2 separate regions of the Homo sapiens genome follow, and region 2 is linked to region 1. A link is a loop called in an ENCODE intact Hi-C map of the cell type or tissue named here. Cell type or tissue: mammary epithelial cell. All regions are shown on one strand. Each heading gives the region's core, and the rest is flanking DNA. Links, peaks and the distances in the headings are about the cores only. Region 1 overlaps ARL14EP-DT (ARL14EP divergent transcript). Region 2 overlaps LINC02755 (long intergenic non-protein coding RNA 2755).

Region 1 (12,321 bases), core at 2,588-10,587:
TATTAAAAGGTCTCCAGGCCTTTGCATTTTCTGATTGTTTTTTGTGGAGTACTATTCTTATTTTTTGAATGACTTGATTTATTGTTCACATCTCAGAACAAATGCTACCTCCTCAGTGATGTTTGTCTTTCGGTCCACCTCATAGAAAACATCTTCTGGGTCACTTTTATCACATTCCTTTGTTTTATTCCTTCAGACTATTTAACATTTACTGAAGTGAATTTGTTTTATTTCTGTCTGCCTTGCCTAGAATGTAATCTCCATGAGGGTAGTGACTTTGCAGGTATTTAGCTTCTAGAAGAGTGCCTAGCTCATAGCCAGCACCAACACACACATACTTAATGCATAAATACAACCTCCTTTTTATTGTGGAGTTTAGATTATCTTCTTATTTGTAATATTTCCCAATAAGGAGATACCTTAAGTATGTAGAAAAGAGTGTACTATAAAAAAACCCTTTATACCCATCAACTAGTTTTATATTTCTTAATATTGTGCCAGTTTTGTTTTTTATACAGGTGTTTTATTTTTCTGAAAGATGAAACATTACAGTTTTACTTGACAGTCTCTATGGAGTTCTTTTGATCCCATTCTTTTTCCTTCCCTCTTGGAAGTGATCATAATCCTGAAATAACTCTTTGATATCAGGTATATTAGTCAGGGTTCTCCAGAGAAACAGAACTGGTAGGATAGATCTAGATATCTAGATATAGATATATAAAAGAGGATTTATCATGAGAATGGGCTCCTAGGATTATAGAAGCTAAGAAGTCTCACAATATGCCATCTGTAAGCTGGAGAACCTGGAAGGTCAGTGGTATTCAACCTGAGTTCAAAGGGCTTGAGAACCAGGGGGCTTGTGGTGTAAGTTCTGGAATGTGAAGCGTAAGAACCAGGAGTTCTGATATCCGAAGGCAGAAGGTGGATGTCCCAGCTCAAGAGAAGAGAGTACATTTGCCCTTTCTTGACGTTTGTTTCATTCAAGCCCTCAAAGAATTGGATGATGCCTGACTATATCAGTGAGGGAGGATCTTTACTCGGTTTATGGACTCAAATGCTAATCTCTTCTGAAAAGACCTTGACAGACATGCCCGAAATAATGTTTTACCAGCTATCTGGGCATCCCTTAACCCAGTCAAGTGGAGACATAAAATTAGCCATCACACCACGGAAAAGGAATGATTAGTTTTTATAACTAAGAATATAAATTGCCTTCAATTTCTGTAGAGTTTGCAATTATGCAAAGCTTAACTATTTTTGGCAGAAGGGGAATCATACCCTGATTCAAGAGTTCCAGTGGTAAGTGGACAAAAAGCATACACCACTTTCCATGCTTTCCTTTGTCAGTCCTCAGAACTGGCCTCAATCAGTGGCCACAGTAATAGCAGCTTGGCTGCCCTCCTTCAGATGCTCTCTGAGAGAGATTTGTGAAGTTCTAAACTACTAGCATCCAGCTAGCACTGATTATCCACTTACTCTTGCAACCAGAAGAAAGCAGAAGAAGAAAGCAGGAGATTCTGGACTTAGACTTTTGCCCACTAGGTGGGTTTGGGCACATCACTTAACCTCTCTTGGCCTAGGAGATAGTCTCCTTATCTCATAAACGGTAATGGTAACTTTCATCCTTTATATCTATTTTAAGTACTAATTCTTATGCATGATTTATTCATGTACCCTAGCCTCTTCCCTTTACATGTAGTATGCCTCTGTTTGGATGCAACTGGTTTTAAGTGCCCTATTTAGATTTGTAGAGCTTGCAGAAATGAATAATTGTCCCAACACCCTTGTGACTTGTAGGTTGCTCAGAGTCAGGCAGATATTAGACCATGTCTTTGCCAAAGATTATTTACCTCCTTATCTCCCCGTGTCCTTGCTAGTTTGTTTCAGGGCAGCAATATACGCAGCTCCAAGCAATTATTTATGATTGGGCTGATCTAGTCTTGATAATGCTATTACTGTTTACTAGACTTTCTACCTTCCCTTGCAGCTAGGTATAGCTGTATAACCCAGTTTCCAGTAAGACATAAAGTCAGATTGGCAAAAGAGATGGAGAGTCTTCGGGGAATGGGGAACCTGAGTCGTTCGTAACATCATTGAGTAGCTGAACTACCATGCCACTAACTCCAAGCTTCTCGTTATTGAAAATCATAAGTCCATAGTTATTGAGGTCACTAGTTTTTTGTGTTTATTTGTTTTTTTGACACTTGCAGCTAAAAGCATTTCTACCTAAAATCAGTTTTCTACTGATGCTGTAACAAAATATCATAAACTTAGTGTCTTAAACAACTCAAACTTACTACCTTACAGTTCCAGAAGTGCAAAATGGTGTCAGTGGGCTAAATTCAATGTGTTGGCAGGGCGATGTTACTTTCTGGAGGTTCTAGAAGAATGTTTTCATGCTTTTTCCTGCTTTCAGAGGTCACCCACATTCCTTGACTTGTGGCCCCCTTCCTCCATCTTCAAAGCCAGCAACATCGATCTCTCTGTGCCTCTCTTCTGTGGCCACATCTTCCTTTGATTGCTTCTATTTGGCCTTGTTCATCTACTTTTAAGAATTACTGCATGATTTATAGTCCTTTGGGTATATACCCAGTAATGGGATGGCTGGGTCAAATGGTATTTCTAGTTCTAGATCCCTGAGGAATCGCCACACTAACTTCCACAATGGTTGAACTAGTTTACAGTCCCACCAACAGTGTAAAAGTGTTCCTATTTCTCCACATCCTCTCCAACACCTGTTGTTTCCTGACTTTTTAATGATTGCCATTCATGCTGCTATAAAGACACATGCACACGTATGTTTATTGAGGCATTATTCACAATAGCAAAGACTTGGAACCAACCCAAATGTCCAACAATGATAGACTGGATTAAGAAAATATGGCACATATACACCATGGAATACTATGCAGCCATAAAAAATGATGAGTTCATGTCCTTTGTAGGGACATGGATGAAGCTGGAAATCATCATACTTAGTAAACTATCACAAGAACAAAAAACCAAACACCGCATATTCTTACTCATAGGTGGGAATTGAACAATGAGATCACATGGACACAGGAAGGGGAATATCACACTCTGGGGACTGTTGTGGGGTGGGGGGAGGGGGGAGGGATAGCACTGGGAGATATACCTAATGCTAGATGACGAGTTAATGGGTGCAGCACACCAGCATGGCACATGTATACATATGTAACTAACCTGCACAATGTGCACATGTACCCTAAAACTTAAAGTATAATAATAATAATAAAAAAGAATTACTGCAATTACATTTGACCCACCTAGATAATTCAGGATAATCTCCTCTATTTCAAGGCCATCTGATTAACAATGTTAATTCCGATGGCAACCTTAACTCCCCTTTGCTGTGTAACCTAACATAATCACAGGTTCCAAAGATCAAGATGTGGACATCTTAGAGGTGGAGGAGAGGGCATTTTTCTACCTAGCACAGTGCCCAATGTTTTACTCTATTATAAAACAACAACAGTAGGAGCAACAGCAATGGAACTGCTTCCTTGTATAGTATTGCAGAGTTGTGGAAGGAGAGATGATCTGGTGTCCTGAGGCTTGAGTCTTGTTCTTGGCTCTGCCATTAAATTGGGCCATCTACTTTCTAGCCCTGGATTTCATTTTCTTCATCTCTTAAAGAAAAAAATTCTCTTGACCATTAATTTTCAAATTTTTAAAGTAGCAAATCCACTTCAAATAAAATAGAAAACCATGAAGACTCTATAGCTAATGTGATAGTGTGATTTATGCAAGAAGGACTCAATTCCTCATTCTTTTCCGTATCCATACCCTTTGCCATTGTTCTGGGTTGAGTAATGTCCTGCCAGAATTTATGTCTATATGGAGCCTCCAAATGTAACTTTATTTGGAAATAGGGCCTTTGTGGTTGCAGCTAGTTAAGATGAAGTCATCCTGGATTAGGGTGGTCTCTAATCCAGTGACTGATGTCCTTATACCATGAGAAAACAGAGATGCAGACACATAGGGAGAACATCATATGATGATGGAGGCAGGCATTGGAGTGATGTGTCTACAAGTCAAAAAACACCAGGGATTACAGGAAACCACTGTAAATTTGGAGAGAAGTAGATTCTTCTCACAGACCCCAGAAGGAACCAACCCTACTGACACATTGATTTTGGACTTCTAGCCTCCAGAACTGGGACAGAAGAAGTCTCTATTGTTTTAAGTCACCCAGTTTGTAGTAATTGTTTTGGCAACCCCAGGAGACTAACACAGCCATAGACTTTGCAGTGCCCTCCCACTGACTCTGGGCTCAGCCATGTGACTTTCTTCAGTTAGTGGATGTTGCAGAAGGTTGAAAAAAGTATTTGCGTGACTGGACTTGCCTTTGCTTTTGTGCCTCTTCTCTTGCTTAGAAACATGCCCAGGCTAGCCTGCCGGAGGATAAGAGAACTAGGAGCAGATCTAAGTTGCCTGGTCATCTTCCTTTGGGGCATCCTAGATAAGCTAGCAACTGAGCCTCCCTCAAACATGTGAGTGAGCCCAGATAGATCACTAAAACTACCCAGCCAAAATCCAGTTGACTTCAGACCTGTGATCAACAAATGCTTTTTGGTTTTTGTGCCATTAGGGCTTTGTGATCATTTGATACTCAGCATCATTGTGACAGTAAATCATTGATACGGAGAATGATGACAGGAGTGAGGTGACCAGGACAACTAAGGCCTCTCTACGGAACTCAGATTGCAAACCCTGCACTAACTGGGTTTTGAGCTCTCATCAGTTTTGACCTTTTTTCACTACCTAGGATACTGTAGTTTGCCTAATATACTTTCTAAAAGGTCAAATTTTTAGGAGTTCACTTTTTGGAGCCAGACCAATTAGACTAGAATCATGATACCACCATTTATTACTGACTATAAACTATGCACAAGTGGTTCAGCCTCATTAAGCCTCAATGTACTCATCCCTCAAATGGGGGAAAATTATACTGAAGTCACAGATCTACTGTGGGAAGTAAAGAGAATGATGCATCAGTAGTTAGCCTGGTTCTTCTCTACCCTCACCCCATGCCAAAGACTGAAGATCACATAGTTCTTTTGCAGAGTAATACATTGACAGTGGCTTTTGTTCCCCTTCTGTTCTTGAAACATCATACACATACTGCAAATATCCATTTACTGAATTTACTGACTGTGAAAGTTAAATGTTTTGTTCCATATACAAATATATTCTAGATACACATATATAATATATATGGACACACATATATGTGTATATTAACTTGTGTATACACACATATATTTAACAATGTTTACAATACTTCTTAATATATAATATTTCCCTGGTTTTAAGAAGGGAAATATTAAGAAGAAATAGAGCCTCTGAGGTATACAGTGATTTGCTCAGAACCACCCATCTTTAAACTCCAAATCCAGCTCTGTTTAGACAAAGTCCAGGAGCTTTCTGCTATATGGTCTGCCTCTTGATTTTTAAATTAAAGGTAATCTTGAGGTGCTAGCAGGTGGCCATTTTTGAAATAAAGCTGAAGATATTTTACTTTGCCTTTCTTGGCCTGGAGAATTTCACCCCCTTAAAGTCGCAGCAGTCGGGACTCTTGGAAGGCCACGTTGAGGAATGAGTGAGCTTTGGGAAGGTGGCCACGAGGTGGCAGTGGTGCACACCCACAGCAGAGGTAATCCTTGTTGTGAGCCAGGGTCTGTGAACGAGATGCTGGATAACCTTGTATACCACCTTGCTGGCTATCAGCATTGAATCACGCTGAAAGAGCAAGGCTCTGGTGTTTTGATGCAGAACATTAATAACATAAGTGGATGAGAAACCTGAGAACTGAAAATGCCACTTTAGCCTCAAGCCCCAAGTGTGAGACCAGCTCACTGATTCCAAGGCTGCCATTGCCTGTAAGCAACCAAGATTAACTGTTCTGGGCCATCTGAGGATCACTTTCTAGCTCTGGCTATTGAATTGTTCTAATTTTAAAATAAAAATGAGCTGTGCAGAAAAACAAGGGCATCCACAGTTTGAAAGTGCATTCCTTCTCCCTTTGAGCAAGTTTCTCTCTGTTTTCCCTTCCTTCCTTTCCTTGACCACATGTAGACCTGCCATTCCTTGCCCCATGCTACTATTAGTACAGCTAAAACTGGGGTGTGCACACTCTGTGCAAAAATATGCATGCACAGGGTCTTTTGAATGCCTTCCCGCCCTCCTCTTCTTACCTCTCAGGTGCAGCTTTCCTATAGTAACCGCTGAAGGGAAGCACAATGTAGTGGCTGAGCCATTTCAACCACAACCTGACTGCTTAATGCTTCTTATTTAAGGCTGTCCCTCCTGAGTACAGGGCCTTAGCAACAACATAATTGGCCAACATTTGGGATAGTTTGGTTTGGTGAGTTTGAGTTAATGTATCCCAGTGTTTCAGACTGTAATACGAATGCTAGAACAGTTGTTTCTTTGGGGAAGTTTTGTGTGTTATAACAAAAGGAGTCCGTTATCAAATCCGTTTGGGGAATTCCATAAGTGGTGCTTTGTGTTGTACCTTCTGGACTTCTCAAAACTATTAATTTGCTCTTGTACAATGGCAATCTTTAACCCATTTATGCCTGAGTTTGCAATTTTTTGAATTTTTACAATCAGACCTTGGCGATGACCTTGAGCAGTAGGAAATAAATAACTCCCACATGCTTAGCATTCCAATAATGGAACACTAGGCATAAATGGGATCAAGAAGCAGACATAATAGCAGTGACCACAGAACTACTACCTCACCCCTGCCTTTATGATTTTTCCTTAGGAATCTTAGTGGTATCCCCCAGAACCCTAGGGTTTCTCTAAGAGTCGTGTAAGAAATGTAGGCCTAACTTATTGCTTGTTGTATCATTTTCTATTGCTGCATAATAAACCACCCCTCACAAAGTGGCATAAAAGAACAACCATTATATGACACTCAAGATGCTGTGGGTCAGGAATTTGAAAAGGGCACAGCAGGGTCAAGTTGTCTCTGTCCCATGATGTCTGGATGCTGAGCTGGAAAGACTCTGACTCTCTGGGTGACTTGCTGGCTGGCATCATCTGGAGCCTCTTTCCCTCATATGTCTGGAGGAGCTGGGAGCTCAGCTGGGGCTGTTGGTGGGACACTTACACATGGCAGCACCTTGTGACTGTTGGGCTTCTACACAGCATGGTGGCTGGAATCCAAGAGTGAGTATCTTGAGAGACCCAGACAGAAGTTGTATCACCTTTTATGATCTTGCCTTGGAAGTCACATAGTATACTCCATCTGTAGTCACAAGCTTACCCAGATTCAAGGGGAAGGAACATAAGTCACGCCTCTCAATGGGAAAATTGTCAATGTCACCTTGTAAGAAGCACATGTGGCATGGGAGATGTTGTGGCAATTTTTGGGAAATGCAGTCTGGTACACTTACCCACACTTTATCTTTAGAAAGCTGTGGATGAGCAACTGGAGGGATAGGTGGGATTCATATCTCTGTAATATCAAGCATTCCCTATATATAGTTATGTCTTGAAGGATGTATTATTATGGAACATTAGAACCAGAAGAAAGGTTATATAGTCCTACTGTCCATAAAGTATAACTTTAATTTCTGAAAGGAGGCTGCACAGCCAGGCCCTGAGGATATCAAAACATACAAAGTTTTTAAACTTGTTTTTAAGGAGCTCACTGTCTATCAGGGGAGGCTGATTTGTAAAGAAAGTAAATACAAATACAGAGCTAGCACTTTGGAGTGAGCCAAAGAAAGTTTCAAAAAGATGGTGAAGTATGAACTGGAATTTGAAGAATGAAATGATCTCTTGAGTTTTCTGAGTTTTTTTAAGACAAGATAGAGCAGGGAAAGGCATATCACTCTATAGAGACTTATGTGAGAAGGCAGGGGTTGGGGAGTGAATCTGCACCTGTGTTTTAGGAAATCCAAGTGATTTATAAATCAAGTGCAGGTGGTGAGTAAAAAGAATGCAAACTGAAGAAGGCTTGTTCATCATCAGACTAAGGAATTTGAATTTTACCCTATAGCCCACAGAAAACCAGGTAAGGATTTTGAACAGAGAAATGACAAGGTTACGGTTTGGTTTTAGAAAGTGCCTCTGCCACAGCATGAAGGAGAGATTATCGATTGGAATGGCCAGAGCAAGAGATGTGATTAAGAAGCTATTGTCATGATTGAATGGAGAAATGATGAACCCTTGAACTAGGAAGTTGGCAGTAGGAATGGAGTGGAGGGAAAGTGGACTTGGATAATATTTAAGACAATGTATAAATTAATGTGTGTAAAGCACTTGAAATGAGGCCTGGTATGTAGAAGCACTCAGAAAGTATAAGTTACTGCTGTTATTATTATTCAGTGTTTTTGTAGCACCTGGATTTTCTTAGGACTGGTGGTGGGGATGAGGAGAAGACAGTGTCTAAGATGATACCATGTTTCTGATTTGGTCATGAGGAGCAGTCAGTAGCTTTCCCAACATAGATAATAAAGGAGGAGCTAGTTTGAGGAGCCATATAATGAGTTTAGTTTCAGACATGCGGATTTTGATGTCTCTGTAATCCCACAGAGACAAATGTTAGTAGTTTGTTGGAAATACAGGTCTGGAGAACAAGGGAAATGTTTGGGCTTGACCTAAGGATTTGGTTATCATTAGTGATTGCCAGTACAATTGAAACAAAGCACATTTCATTAATCAAATATTTTAGGACATTTGTCTTATCCTGCTCATTTTTTTTCCACAATTACTCATGTGGTGCAAAGACACTGTAGTTTCTCAATATTCCTTTAAAAACAAACTTTCAATATACCTCTTAAAATATGATAATATTATTTAGAAGGGACCCTGGCATAATTTTAACCTTAACACCCTTGAATATGAAATACTACTATAAGCTCTATTTTAATAGAATTCCATTGCTCTTTGCAAATGGAAAAAACAGCAACCTAGGTTTCTGTTTTTTGTTTTTATGCATTATTATGACTACAGGTTCTGATGACTTTGGTTACATTGCTTTGGGTTTAAGGCAGTTTTATTAAACTATAATTTATGCTTTGTTAATATAAATTGTGCTTTGCTAAAGAAATTTTATCCAGCTAATCAATGAAACATTGCTGGGAGTAATGCTAGGTATGGACAGATTAGGTGAAAGCAAGCTAAGAGTTTCCAAAATCCTATTTTATCCAAAATGTCTGCAAAGCCTGCCATTGGGCTGAGTAGAAAAAAAAAAAAAAATCTTTGTTTTCGGATAAGGTCCTTAGGCAGAATTGGCAAATACGTGACATATATACTGTGACACACTCCAACTCCTCTTTCATATCTAGACAGGAACTATAGATCCTAGAGGTGGCTTCCAAATCTGTCTTAAAGCATGCCCCTGGTAGCCACCAACTGATTAGTAGGTACTTGTAATAACACCAATATTTCTTTCCATCAAAGCTAATGTCTTCATAAGGTTCCTATAAAAATATTTGAAATATTTGAAAGAATATTTAACTTTAATATTTGTCCCTGCCAACATGTTAGTGAGAATTATTTTCACAGTTGTTAGATATCACTGACACAGACAATTAGAAAATGATTCAGAGCAGCACTTGTCCTATCCTTGAACCTGTTCTCCCTAGTATCTTTGCCAAATTCTTGGAGGAGACAAAATAAAATTAAGCTAATAGTTTCTCAGGAGATGAACCTGAGATGAACACTTAATCATAAGATCTTCCCACATTTTATAAGCTAGAATAAAAAACAGCAAGATAAAAGCTAACAAGATAAGAGTGAGTAGAAAAAAATGTAAAGTTCTGCCAAAACTTTCAACAAACCAATGATACAAGCCCAAGATGGAAGTGGGGAGGGAGGTTTAACAGATATTTCTAAGGAAAAGTGCAGCTAATGGCTTGATTTCACAAACTGATGTCTTTAAAAACACTGTGTTAATAGGAGCTAGTATTGCCCAAAGCCTGTTCTAAATGAAGTGTCCATAGCAAAAAGTTTTGGAAAATGCTTAGTTCAATAAAATTCAACAGGTTTCTTTATTGCAGGACTTCTCAGAACCCAAAATATACTAACATACATTGCAACTCTAGAGGAGGAACAACATTTTCCAAATGTATTTAATTATGACCCTTTTTCCCTACAGGGAGAATGTACCACTCACGTGGCAAACTCCTGGAAATGCTGATCTAGGTGTTTAGTTGACTGAAGTTCAGTTTTAGCTAATGATATGGCATATTGGTAAGGTGGAGTGCACTTGATGTTCTCTCATTCCACCAAAAGTATAATGTATAAAGGTAGAAGATAATGCTACTCTATTTTAACTGATTAGGCTATTTATTTATCAGACACATACACAATGTTTATTCTGTGTCATGCATACTATAATAATGCTATTAATTATCCCATTTTGTGGATGAGGAAATCTAAACAAGAATGACTTTGTAACACGGCAAAAGTCACACATCTAGCAAGTGGCAGAACTAGGATCCCGACCTGACCAATTGGTTCTGATATGGTTTGGCTGTGTCCCCACCCAAATCTCATCTTGAACTGTAGCTCCCATAATTCCCACATGTGGGAAGGACCTAGTCGGAAATAATTAAATCATGGAGGCAGTTTTCCACATACTGTTCTCATGGTAGTGAATACGTCTCGTGAAACTTGATGGTTTTTAAAGGGGTTTCTCCTTTCATTTGGCTCTAATTCTCTTGCCTGCCGCTATGCAAGATGTCTCTTGCTCTTCTGCCATGATTGTGAGGCCTCCCTAGCCATGTGGAACTGTGAGTCAATTAAACCTCTTTCCTTTATAAATTACCCAGTCTTGGGTATGTCTTTATTAGCAGCATGAGAACAGACTTATACAGGTCCCCAGGGTCTGTATGCTTACCTACCACAGCTGGAAAGATGCTTCCCACCTTGAGAGCCACACTTAGCCACCCTAGTGAAACCAAAGTGTCAACAGTATCACATATGAAGTAGCAGGAGATGCTAAAGAATGAGGACATGCCAGTGGCAGAACATATCTGTGGTTAGCCTTAAGTTTAATATCAAGTTGCCAGTGAGAACAATGTCAAACATCTCTAAGAGATCAACTGATTCTCACTGTGTTAAAGGAACTCTAGAAACATTACTGGAGTGTGAATGAAAAAGAACAGCAGCTTCTGAGAGGTGTGCTCATGTGATTGCCATTTACAAACTCCCAGGACTCCTTAGCACATTAGCTTAACAGCTAACATTTTGGCCTTACTGTTTTTCAAACAGCTTTCTGTAGAGAAGCAAACTCATCTATTTCTTTCAGATGACAAGGGCAGGATGTGTGTTCCAAGCCAGGGCTCCTTTTCTAATTGGCAATGCCTTGTAGAAGTTTAAAAGTGTGAGTGCCCTTTGACTCTGTAAATTACTTTAAGAATTTAAGACAGTTATGAAGATATTCAAGAATAGTCACTGTAATTTTGGCTGTAATAAATGGGGGGAAAAGGCCATGTTTAACATTTGGTTACAGAAATTACAGTATGTCGATACAGAAAAATACTTTGTTGTCACCAAAAATAATATTATAGAAGGATGAATGTATGAGATGTTCATGACAAATTAGGAGAGATGTGAGGTTACAAACAGTATGTACAATTGAACCTATTTTTTTAGGATCCTAGCCTATATCTATATACATATGTAAGTTTATATATGTATAAACCTGCACATATATAAGTATATATGTATATAGATAATATAATTTAATATGGAAGGTCATATTAAATACTAAATTTTCTCTAGAGCAGGACTGCCCACTAGAATTTCCAGTGATGATAGAAATGGTCTATCTTTGTTGCCTGATGCAGTAGCCATGAGCCACATGTAGCTATTGAGTACTTGAAATGTGGCTAGTGTGACTGAGGCACTGGATTTTTAATTTTTAACAATGAATTTAAATTTAAATAGCTATAGAGAGCAAATGGTTACCTTATTGTATTGCACAGTTCTAAAAATTAATAGTCTTTTATGCATTTGTATCTTCTAAATAGTCTAAAATTTTGTAATAATTTTTTAAAGACAAAAATTCCACTGTCTATCAAAATGAATTTTCAATCTGGTTAAGGCAGGAAGGGACAAAGAGGATTTCCAAGGTCAGAGGGATAGAGTTAAGAAACCCACTGGATAGAAGGTTGGGGTATATTTGAGAGTATTCCAATAAATAACAGCTTTCTTCCCAATCTGAGTTCTGAGCCAAATGAGAAACCAGAGAAAAGATTAAGCATGGATTACTACACAGCTATAAAAAATGAGATCATGGCCTTTGCAACAACATGGGTGGAGCTGGAGGCCATA
Region 2 (12,321 bases), core at 2,503-10,502, 670 kb after region 1:
CTTCATACCAAAAAAATGAACTTAATTTTTAGGATTACTTTTGGTTCTCTCCAGCATTTGGGAGTCAGCACACATATACTCCACTGAGTCATCCACTTGCTCATCCATGACTCTTCCATTTGTAGAGCTCCTGGGCAAAACACTACCAACATTGGTTTGGGAACTATTATTTATAGTCCTGAGCTCAGCAGCATCTGAGGAAGAGGGGCCAACTGGGACATGGTCTTTCTTATGTTCTCTGAGGTCAAGGAGTACCAGTCTTTTCAGTGGAGCAGTAAAAATGATACCCAGGTTTTCCTGTCACTAGGTATGGGCACTGCATTAATTTCCTAGGGCCTCCATAACAAAGTACCCCAAACTGGATGGTTTCAAACGACAGTAATTTATTGACTTGTATTTCTGGAGGCTAGAAATCTGAAGTCCAGACATTGGCAGGGCCATGCTGCCTCTGAGAATGGTAGGGAAGAATCTTTCCTTGCCTGTTTTAACTTCCGGTGTTTGCCATCAATCCTTGTTGTTCCTTGATTTGTAGATGCATCTCTCCACTAACTGCTTCTATGTATGTCACAGGGCCATCCTTCTCCTGTGTGACTGTCTGTATGCATCTTCTCTCTCACAAGGATACCATTCATATTGTATTAAGGGCCCACCCTATACTCCAATATGACTTCATCTTAATTTGACTACATCTATGAAGACTCTATTTTCAGAAAATATCATATTGACAGGCACCAGTCATTAGGACTCCAACACAGCTTTTTTTGAGTGTCACAATCCAACTCAAAACAGAAACAATTAACTGAGAGATGGAAATAAGCCTTATGTGGATCAATAGAAACAGCTTTGCCTGAAGCTCAGGCATCTTGGGAATATGCTAGTAGTGGTGGAAAATTCCTGAGCCTCAGTTCTATCCTTCCACACTTACTTCTGCTTTTGAGAGCTGAGTTTTAGTTATAAGGTATATTGCTTGACTAAAAAAACTGCACAAGATTATGTGGAGATTTGAATTTATACATCCATTTCAAATTCATCACTACATTTGACTTTCACAACAGAATTTGTAAGTCACAAATTATTATTGCTGATGGTTTAAATAAAACTTGTTTTCTACACCAGAGTCTGAACTAATTGAAAAATGAAATAAAATTCTAAGCAGATCAGCATGTTATTGCCTTATCGCCTAATTATAGTCATCTAAGAATATCTATCATCCAGCTTCTTAAAACTGATAGACTTTCCCGCCCCTGGCAATTGGCTCTTCAGTGAGGCCTCTCTAAGGGAAAACCTGGTCCTTTTTACAGCCTCTTCCTAAAAAGAAAGGAGAGGTGCTGAACAGAGTGCATTCATGTTATTCTCCATAAATTTACCATTCAAATCACACTATTCCAATTTTTCTGGAGCAGAACAAGTAAAAGGGTAGAAAGAAGCTAGGAATGTTACCCTAATTGTGTTCTCATCACCTGCAAGGAAACATCAAAATTAGCAAAGAAACGTTTGTTCCCACCATTGATTACTAACTTTTTTTTTTTCAAATAAGAAAAATGAGGCTCAATCAAATACAATGATTTACTTAAGCTTTTTGGGCTATCTGCTAATTCTGTAAATTGTTCGATGCACCATCATTGCCTTCTCTTTGTATTATACACATGTTAAACATAATATGGTCTCTTTATGTTATGCTTGTCATATGGACTCTGTCAGATATGATTTTTATACCAGCAACCCCTGCTATCATGTATCTTGGATGATATAATTAATTCTTAGAAATCATGCTTTGCCATATTTTCCCAGTCAAAATGTATCACATGGCATCTTGAACTACAGTTGAACTCTGTAGTGCTCAGAATAACTGACTCTTGGGAAAATAAACCCTTTCTATTATTTTCAGAACAAAAGTTGAACCTTGTCAAAAGAAGTTAAGGATGTTAAGTTGCCCCTTTGCAGCAGGAGTCTAATTATAGCCAACAATTGGTAATGATTCTGTGAATATTATAGCCATCAGGTCTCATGTCTACAAAATCAACTTGTAAACATACTAAGATACCAATCATGCTTAGAACTGTCTCTTTGGTATTTCATAGCACTTAACACAATCATAAATTATAAGTATGGTATTTATTTTCTTGTCTATGTCTTGCATGAAAATGTAAACTCAATTAGGACAAGAATCACTTTTGTCTCTTTCATTCTTGTTTCCAAGCACACTTTTAGGCAAATTAATACAAATAAAGTGATTGAAGAAATATATGAATAAAACATTGTTATTGTTTATACATGTTGAACAATATAATACTTTCATATTTTAGGTGATTTACATATCTTTGAAGGTCTTAAGGCACTAAAATTTTTCTGACAGTTTTAATTTCCTTCCTCTTAGACATAAGAATTTAATATTGAGAGTAACAGCGTTTTATGGAGATACACATCTCTTGTCTCCACTACTACTACCACTGTATTTATCTTCCAATATACCATGTTCTGTTTGTTTTCTTTTTTCCTAATTCTAAGCATAGTCCTAGTCCTGTTTGGGATTAATCCATTCATGCCTGAAAACAAGCATTTGCAGATACTTGACTCAATTAAGCTGGTAAAATTTACCGAATGTCTACAACATTTCAGATACTATAAATAAAGTATTATCTGCTAATATTTGTATAATGCTAGAACAAAAGTTGGAAAAATATTTTTCCTGTCATTATTGAGTGTTATGGCCTTGGGTATTATCATTAATTTCTTTCAAAAAATAAAGACACTAAGATCAAGAAAATCTGGTTTCACAACTTTCTGTTCCCACTTGGTTCACACTTCATTATTAATAGGAACTTATATACTATAGTAAGCTGATTAAGAGAATTGACTTTGGAGCTTAAGTGGCTTCGATCTGCCCTCTGGCTAGCATCAACACCTGTTTGCTCTATGACTTCTCTGAACTTTGTTTCTTCACCTGTACATTGGGAAAGTTTCTTTAATTGTGACCCTTTATAGAGACATGCATTTATAAGAGATGATCAATTACCTTGGGGTTATTCTGCTAGTAAGTCAGTGGTAATCTGACAATTGTTGAAGCTATATGGCAATAGAGTGAAAATGTCATTACTTAGGGCTCCCATAGCAATTTCTAAGAATTCACTTTCTACATGGATAGCTTCTTGTGAATGTAGCCTGTCATGTTGTGTGGGTATTTCCCATGACAACATCTGTAATCTTTTACCTTTCCAGAAGCCCCTGTACTTGCTATTCTTATTCCCATTTCAACTCACCATCACAAGCATTTTGTGCATGAACTACTTTATGCAGACACTACTTTCTTTAGAAGGGCCTTTTATGCTTCTAACCTTGGTAATACATAAAAATTCACTGCCAGCCAAGGTTTAATCTTCATGTTATACAGACAGCCATGCCCACCAGACAAAATATCATTATAAAATATTGTTCTGTCAAGGGGTAATATTTTATCGTTTCTTGAGTCTTTCCAAAATTTCTAGTGTATTTGTTTGCCCTTGAAACTTTCAGTGAATAATAAATATCATCCTAGAATATAACCAATAAACATGTAAATTTTCCACTGGGCAAAAAGAATGTAATTTCCCTAACTATGAGAGGCACGTTTTTGATTAAATGATCTTTGGTTCCTAGGATCTAAAATATAAGAATGGATAAAGTCAGGGTGGGCCTCTTATGCTGGGACCTTGGAGCACTAAGCATTATGCAGAACTCTGTTCCCCCTTTCTCTTTCCTCCCTTCTTTCTCATCTTCACTATTGCTTTTCTCCCAGACAGATACAGATGGAGGCAGTAGCATGGTAACACCTCAAAATCAAGCATCCAGCAGCTGAATCCGAAAAACACAAGGAACAAGGTAAGATGCCAAAAGAAAAGGACCCAAAACAGAGTTCGTGTTTTCCAAAGGTTTTCAATTATATCCTTATCAGTCTCTGCAACTTCATTTGCTGTCCCCATTAGTTAGTTCCCTATTGGCTATGTTTGCAAGGTCATCATTTCTTAACATTATTTAAAAGACTTTAAAAGACTTTAACTATGTAATCTCTTTGCCTCTGGAGGTAACAATCCTAGTTTGTGTTATAAAGAGCATTGCATTTTGTTTTCCCTACAGCATTTTTAGATCCCTTATCTCATTAGGCCTTCATGACCCTTTGCAGCATATAGGACAGGAAATTTTGTTTCAGGTTACAAAATGAGACTTGGAGAAGCAGAGTGACTTACATGAGGCCAGAGATAATAAGGGCCTCAGCTCCTGTTTGCATCTGTAAACACACCTTATATCTTAAGGACACTCAAGGGGATTCTCAGAAAGCTCCTTAAAGTGATATGTTCAGAAAAGCATCCACGTAATCATGGTTCCATAGATTGGTCTGGGTTTCTGTATCTGGGACTGGAAAGGTCTGAGAATCTCTGGCTAAAATATGGTCACATTGCATTTGCTCTGCATTTTCCTAACTGGGCAACATGTAGGTAATAACTGCATCTGGAAGCATCCCCCAGATGAAATTGCAGCAGCTTGGGGGATGATTTATTGTCATTGTGACAGTCCTGTCTGATGGTCCCCAGAACCCCAGGAAGGAGTGTTTAGGCCACTGTAGCAAAAAACACTGGCACCCAGGAAAAGTCAGAAATTTCCCTCACTGTTTTAGATTTTCTCACTGCCTAACATACCGTGGAATAATTTTAGCATTCAATATCTGTCTTCAATGAAGGGATGTTATTCAAGAGTTGCTCTGAATGTTATAGAGGGAGCTATGATAATTGAGCACATACAGGTATCAAGTATTCAGCTTGATGCTTTAAATACATAATTTTATTTAATATTAGTAAAATTATAAGAAGTTGTGTTTGCCTACAATTTATAATATGAAAATTGAACTAAGGAGGTGACCATTTAGTATAAGTCAATCAAGTTTAAGATTAGCAAGGACAAAATTCTATTATAATCTGTTGCCTAAAATACAAGTTCTTCTCTCAACCAATAATGGTTTATTAAACAAACGGCTCTTAAATCTAACTATGTATCTATATATTGAATTTCCTGCCATTTTTTCTATGAAGCATCCTTTATTTTCCTACTTCAGCTTCATAGCCAGCATTATATTTTCACAGCTCCAAACTTTATTGCTACCAATCACATCACCATTCTTTCTCTACATTAGCATTTCTTAATGTTTGAGCTTTAAGCCTATGAGTCAATATAAGAATCCATATTTCTCCATGTATTTTCTCCATCAGTGGACCCTATTGTTGGAATAGTTTCATATTGGGTTCTGCAAAAATGTAACATTTCACTATCGACTTTTGAGGTTATAATACTGTAAACCACATCTCTAGATAGTTATGATAATTAAAACTTTGGTTGATTCGACTCCTATTATGTGTTTTCTAACATTATGTGATGTAATATTTGCAACAAGCCTACATGTTAAGCAGTATTATTCACAATTTACAGGGGGTAATCTCAAATTCAGAGGAGTTAAACAATCAGTCAAAGTTGCATAGATAGTAAATGATAAGGCTTCCATCTGAACACAATTCTGGTCAACTTTGACATCCATTGTTGTTCAGTGCTAACTTCAGGTCTTAGAATCATGCAATGTTTTCATGCAAGGGTGTGTCAGGATCTTCTTTGTTTTATAAATATTAAGTTCTGATATAGATCCAAGCTACAGACAGAACTTTAGCTCAGAGGTTTAAAAATCCCAGAAAATATGTCATGAAACTCAAAATTTTAATAATATTAAAATATTTTAGTAAGGTAATTCTATTTTTCATCAGAAGCAAGAGATAGTACAAGAGTAGCTGATGCAAAATCACACTGCCAGCAAAAACAATTCTAACTCTTTCTAGATAAGCCCCTGCAATCAATATGTTATTAAGCCAGAAAAAATATCTAGCAATGCAGGGAATATAAGTTTACATTAATGGCCAGGGTCTTGGTCCAGCCTGCTTACACTCAAAATTTATCTTGGATACATTGAATGAATGCTTACTATGAGAAAATTGGCTGTTGAGAACAGGAATCTGCCTCAAAATGTTAAGATCTATTTATAAGCTTAGCTAACATTCAGGTATTTCAAGACAAGCATAAACTATAAATCCTGGATTATATACATGTGGTAGAGACAAGAAAAAGTGTGAAAGATGAAGCAAGCTTTTGATTATACAGGGACAAAAATTACTCCATGATAGAGTTGGAAAGGACATTAGAGATAAGTGAGTCTGACCTTTTATCATATTTTATACAGTATAATAGTAATACATTCTTAGGAAAGAAAACAAAAAAACTGAAAAGAAAACCAGGAAAAATAACTCACCTCTAGTCCTAACACTCAAACACAAACACAATATACTGTGCAGTATTTTTGTTTTTTCTTTCTATGAAAAACTATTTTAACACAGTTTAAACCACATTGTATATAGTTTTATGTATATAATTGTATAACTATATATAATTTGTACATTATGTTTTACTCAATATTATATCATGAACATTATTCTATGGGATTATATAGTATTTCAAATGATAGGCCAAGTGAGATGTCTCATGTATGTAATCCTAGCACTTCAGGAGGCTGAGACAGGAGGATTGCTTGAATCCAGCTGTTCAAGCCAGCCTGGGAAACATAGCAAGGCCTTGTATCTACCAAAAAAATAAAAATAAAGTTAGCCAGGCTTCATGGCACATGCCTGTAGTCCCAGCTACAAGGAAGGTTGAGGTGGGAAGATTGCTTGAGCCCAGGAGTTCAAGATTTCAGTGAGCCATGATTGTACCACTGTACTCCAGCCTGAGTAACAGAGTGAGACTCTCTCAAAAAATAATATTAATAATCATTTTAATGTCTAAGTAGTATTCTACTTGGTGAAAAGATCATAGTTTGCTTAGCTAATCTCTTAGAATTGGACATTTTTACTATTTCCCATTTGGGACCATCATATAAAATTCTATAACAATCATTTTCAAAATAAAGCTTTTAGTTTCTTCACGTTAATTTTTAAAACTAGGTTCCCAAATGTGTAATTACTAGGTAAATATATACATATGTTCAAATTGCTTTTCAAATTGTTCTATTACTAGTAATGAAAAGAAAGTCTCATTGTCCACACTTTCACTAGTATTACAGAATACAAACACCCATACACCTACACATGCTGTTGTGGGAATCAGAGGACTGGAGAGACCAAATGGGTGAAATAAAAGGATTTATCGAGGGCACTCAGGCCCAGAAGATTCACATCCAAAAAACTGAGCCCTGAACAAAGACAGGGCTTGATTTTTATACATGCAACCAAGGGATTGGCCATCTAGTGGCATGAAATGTACAGGGCAGGCAAGCAGGCTTACAGAAACAGAACAAAGGTGTGAATCATACAGTGACAGATTGTGCAATTCGAGGAAAAACAGGAACTTATCAAGCTAAGGCAGGGTTTACAGCTGGTAAATGTCTTACTCAAGCATGTCTTGTGACCTTGTTATTTTACACAGAAGAGAAACAGGAATCTGTAAAACTTTGTGAAGTAACCTTGAGTTTCACTAAGAAAGGATTTACAAAAAGGGAGTGGGGAGCTGGGAGAGGAGAAAAACCTGTTTTCTCATCCTTGCCCATAACTGGGAGGAGAGGGGGCTCTGGAGCACATTCCTTGAGGGCTCTGGTTTTGCAGATAATGTTATTAAATCCTTTTCAGAGCTCGGCTGCCTATCTCTAGGTCTTGGAGTGAGTCAGCCTAGCAAGAGAAGACTTGTTCCTTTCTTTTACTTGTTTTTTCTTTTTACATTTTCTGCTTCATTCCCCCCTTTGATGCTTCTTATAAATGAAGTTTAATAGAAAGCATCATCATCTTTAAAATTTATCCTTTCATGAGGCGCTAGTTTCCTATTAAGCAGGGGTTGATATTTAGTTAGAACCATTAGTTGGGTAGTAGTTTGCCTGGTTACAAGAATCTCAATAGCTGACTGCATGTTCCTAACAAGGAGGGGCAAAAGACAAGGAAGTATGAGGCAGCCCCCTAGTATGGCCAGAACTATTCCTACTAAGGTTTTAAATCCTTCAAGAGATGAAAACCAGCCTCCAAAGAGTGAATCTGGAGACCATCATTTCCAAGTCTGCACTGGGACATGGGCTAATTTCTGGATTCTGGCAGAATCCAAAATTGTTTGACAACATTTCTGTTGTCATCAATCTCTAGACAGCAATTAGTTAGGTTGAACTTTCCACATACTTCTCCTTCTTGAGCTAGGAGGTAGTTGATGGCCAGTCTATTTTGGTAGATGGCATTTCTCATTTGTGTAGCTTGCCAGGCTAGCTGATTTAAGACCCTTGCAGCATCATTAGTAATTAGCTCAAGTACTGCCTGTAACCTTATGATGTGGTTGAGCATATATATAGGGGTGCAGTATCCCCATGTTCCATATTCTGCCCAGGTGGCTGGGCCATAGTATTGGATTATTCTTTCAGGGGGCAATTCATTGTCTTTCCACTTCCCTATGGTTATGCCGTCTCCTGTGGTTATGCCCCTCTTGCTTTTCCTTTTAGTTACATCATAGATGGGGTACCGTAAGACTTCCCCTTGCCTTAGCAGGATTAGAAAGAAAGAGGGCCTAATTGTTCCAAGTACACAGGCCCCTGACCATTTAGCTGGCAGTTGTCAATATGCCTGTGGCCCACAGTTCCAGTAGAGGCCAGAGGGTGCCTGCCAGGTATTGGAGCTTCAAGCTGGTACCAGGAGTGGTTTAAAGAAGGGAAACGGGAGAATGGGCCTGGGTGCGGTGATTTGGAGTCATTCTTTTTGCATCTCCATAAAGTTTTTCCTAGTATCTCATTGTAATATTGCTGTCCTAGGCAAGTTAATTCTCCTACTGGGTCTGTAAAGGCTTTTCCCCAGTGCACAATGCAGAATCTCTTGATAAGAGAGGTTTTTAAGAGCCAGGTGCTCAAGCTTGTGAGTGTTGGTTCGGGGGAGGGGATGGTCAGAGTAAAGTTACTTTGAGGCATTAGCTCCTTTTCCTCCCATGGTGACTGGTCCCCATGTTTGTTCCCCCACAGACGTAACATGAAGAGATGGGCAAGCTGCTGGTTATGCTTTCTGCCAGTTGGGTGAATAGTTTTTTGGCTATGGGAGGGGGTTCAGGCAATTTCTGGTTGACCTGCTTATAGAATGACTTGAAAACTCAGAATTGTTGGGTTGAACAGGCCCGAGCTTTCTTTATAATACATAGAAAATTATTTTTTAAGATAGTTTTTCCCCTTGGATTCTTGGTTAAATAGTAATGTCCTATTGGTGCTCCTATTCCTGTAGTCCATATTTGTAAATTTGGCTTCAGGATTTTGAAATTTACAAGATTGCAAGCATTTGTTTTACAGTTTAGGTCTGCTTGGATGTGGGTAAACATGACCTGCTTTTGTTTAGTGGCCAATGTTGCACAGTCCCAAGTGGAGCAAGCAGGGGTGTTCTTAATTTATACCACAGGTTGCTACAGGGCAATGAAGTCTTTAAATGTTGCCTGGCAGATATTAAAGTACAGATATAGTGACATACATAAGGCTAGTTATTCCCTGGGTCACAGATTGAGTAGGTGGTCTGATTGTGAGTACAGGTTCCTAGGTGGGTTCCAGTACACTCATAATGAGTATGGTACAATAGAGTTCTCGTTATAGCGCTCCCTGACCGTGTAGTATGAGTACATTGGGGGCATCCTTCAAATCCTTCCAAGAGTTCTCCTTTTAACATAGATAAGGGGATTAGTAAGAACAAGGTAAAGAGTGACATACTTATACCCAGCAGGGACAGAAAAGGCTTTCTCCTGGTGGAGGAGGCTGACTAAAGTGGCAGAACAATAGAAAAACAACTAGTATTACAAGGAAAACTATTAGACCTAAGATTTCTAACAACATGACTTTACTCCAGCTTCAGCTGTGCATAGGCTAGTCAGCTCCTGGGGTGACTAGAGCAGGGCAGTTGTCACCTCAAGCTTCAGCTGTGTGTAGATTGGTCAGCTTCCAGAAGGACCAGAGCAAGGCAGTTGCTAGCTCCATTGGCAACCTGGTCTCACCGTAGGATCAGCCGAGTGGGATGGTCTGGTTCCTGTTGGCTGGTCCACTAGTTCTGGGCTGCTGGTTTCAGCTGACTATGGTGGATCCAAGGTAAAATTCCTCCAACTTTAACAGCTGTGGGAGTGGACAAGATTACAGTATGGGGCCCATCCTATATGGGTCCCAAAGTGGTTGGATTCCATTTTTTAACCCAAACTGAATCCCTGGGTTTAAAGGGGTGTGTTGGGTCTGTCAGGCTTATGGGCATTCTTTCCCATACCCAGCCATGAATTTCTTGCATGGCTATTCCTAAAGCCTTCATTTGCCTTCTCAAGGATAATTTCCCTAGTTCACGGAGATCACAATTAATTTGACCTATGATTGGGGGTGGCTGGCCAAACAAGATCTCATAGAGTGCTTGACTCGGAGGTGCACCTGACTCGGAGAAGAACCATGGGAAGGACCTGATCCCATCTCAGATGGGTTTCTTGGCAATATTTTTTCAGTAGCTTTTGGAGTGTCTGGTTCATGCGTTCTACTTTTCTTGAGCTTTGTGGCTGGTAGGCTGTGTGTAATTTCCATTTTATTTTTAACAGTCATATTAGTTCTTGAACTATTTCAGCTACAAATACAGGCCCATTGTCTGACCCCAGAATCAGGGGCAGTCCAAATCTAGAGATAATGTCCCTTATTAGCACTTTTGTTACTTCTCGTGCTTTCTCTGTTCTGGTGGGGAAAGCCTCAACACATCCTGAAATGGTGAAGATTAGTACTAACATATACCAATAGCCCCCTGCTCGAGGCAGCTCAGTAAAGTCCATGACTAGGTTTTCACAGGGTGTGGCTCCCATTTCTTGAATTCCCGGGGGCTGAGTGGGCCCTTGCCATGGGTTATTCTGGACACAGATTAGACATTGTTCACAAACAGCTTGAGGGATGGTAGTGAGCCGTGGCATATAGAAATGATGTTCCAGTAGTGTTTCTAGTGCCGTTTTTCCTATATGAGTTCCTTGATGGAATTGCTTCACAAATCTAGGGGCCACTGTTTCAGGGATGGCTAGCCTCCTATTGGAGAATTTCCACCATCCTCCTTTAATGTAACTTCCAGTATCTTTGGCAAACCAGGCCCTTTCATTTGGAGAATAATTTGGGACCTCTAGAAGCGGAGGCTCTGGGAGGAGAGGTAAAGCTATGGCTTCCTCTTCACAATGTAGGGTAGCCATTGCTACCTCTCTGTCCACTTTTCTGTTTCCTTTGGCCTCTAGTGTTCCTGCTCTTTGGTGCCCCTTGCAAAGTATAACTGCCACTTTCTTTGGGGCCAATACTACATTTAAAAGCTGTAGAATTTTTTCTTTATATTTTATTTCTTTACCCTCAGCAGTTGTGAGTCCTCTTTATTTATATATAGCCCTATGAACATGCAACATGGCGAAGGCATATTTGGAATCTGTATAGACATTGACCTTTTTGTCTTTTGACACCAGAGAGCTCTTGTCAGGGCTATTAGCTCTGCTTTGTGGGCTGATGTTCCAGTAGACAGACTGAGCCTCTATCACTGAGTCTAATGTTACTACTGCATACCTGGCCTGTCAGACCCCTTCTAGTACAAAACTGCTTCCATCTGTAAAGTATTCTACATCTGGATCCCTGAGGGGTTGGTCTGTGAGATCCCTCTGGCTTGAGAATACTTCGTCTACTGCATCTACACAACAATGAAGCGGGGCTCCCGGTCCCAGTTCAATTGGGAGCAAGGTAGCTGGGTTTAGGGTATTTACTGTCTCTAGAGTTATGGGAGAATTCTCGCATAGGAGCTGTTGGTATTGAGTCATTCTCAGATTTGATAACCAATGGTGTCCTCTCTGATCCATTAAAATTATAACCAAGTATGGTACTGGATGGTCAGTTGCTGTCCCAGGGTTAGTTTGTCAGCTTTTTGTGCCAGTAGGGCTGTGGCAGCTAGTGGTTTAAGGCACAGAGGCCATCCTAGTGCCACGAGATCCAATTCCTTGGATAAATATTCCACCGGATGATACCATGATCCTATGACTTGAGTTAGGACCCCTATTGCCATTCTTTTTTGTTCATGGACATACAGAAAGAAAGGTTTAGTTAGATCAGGAAGTCCTAAGGCTGGGGCCTGGGTTAAGGCTTCTTTGATTTGTTTAAATGCCCTATCTTGGTCAGCCTCCCAGAGTAGGGGTTCCCTTCCCCCTCTTTTGTGGCTTCATATAAAGGCCTGGCCATCAGTGAGTAATTTGGGATCCAAATGTGGCAGAACCATGCTG

Evidence for each region. A loop is a pair of places that touch in the nucleus more often than their neighbours do. Peaks named below come from ENCODE experiments on the same cell type or tissue, not always from the same donor. Only the 100,000 strongest peaks of a DNase experiment are listed, where the experiment ranks them.
Region 2: a loop joins it to region 1, with 17 times the contacts of the local background. A loop is called at or near these places in 1 of 110 quality-filtered maps.

The regions. Positions count from the first base shown.
Region 1 is chr11:30,190,125-30,202,445 of GRCh38, reverse strand. All of the region lies in intron 1 of ARL14EP-DT (ARL14EP divergent transcript), which reads left to right. Among named protein-coding and RNA genes, the nearest start is that of FSHB, 35 kb to the left of the region's middle. RefSeq lists an enhancer at 3,929-5,128. In mammary epithelial cell, for the core only: a CTCF peak has its summit at 5,645 (motif pointing right); a DNase peak (open chromatin) is centred at 4,385; H3K27ac peaks cover 1,296 bases.
Region 2 is chr11:29,522,825-29,535,145 of GRCh38, reverse strand. LINC02755 (long intergenic non-protein coding RNA 2755) reads left to right here. Exons shown (of 4, transcript NR_183754.1): 2 at 3,776-3,858. Among named protein-coding and RNA genes, the nearest start is that of LINC02755, 65 kb to the left of the region's middle. In mammary epithelial cell, for the core only: a CTCF peak has its summit at 7,321; a DNase peak (open chromatin) is centred at 7,375; H3K27ac peaks cover 311 bases.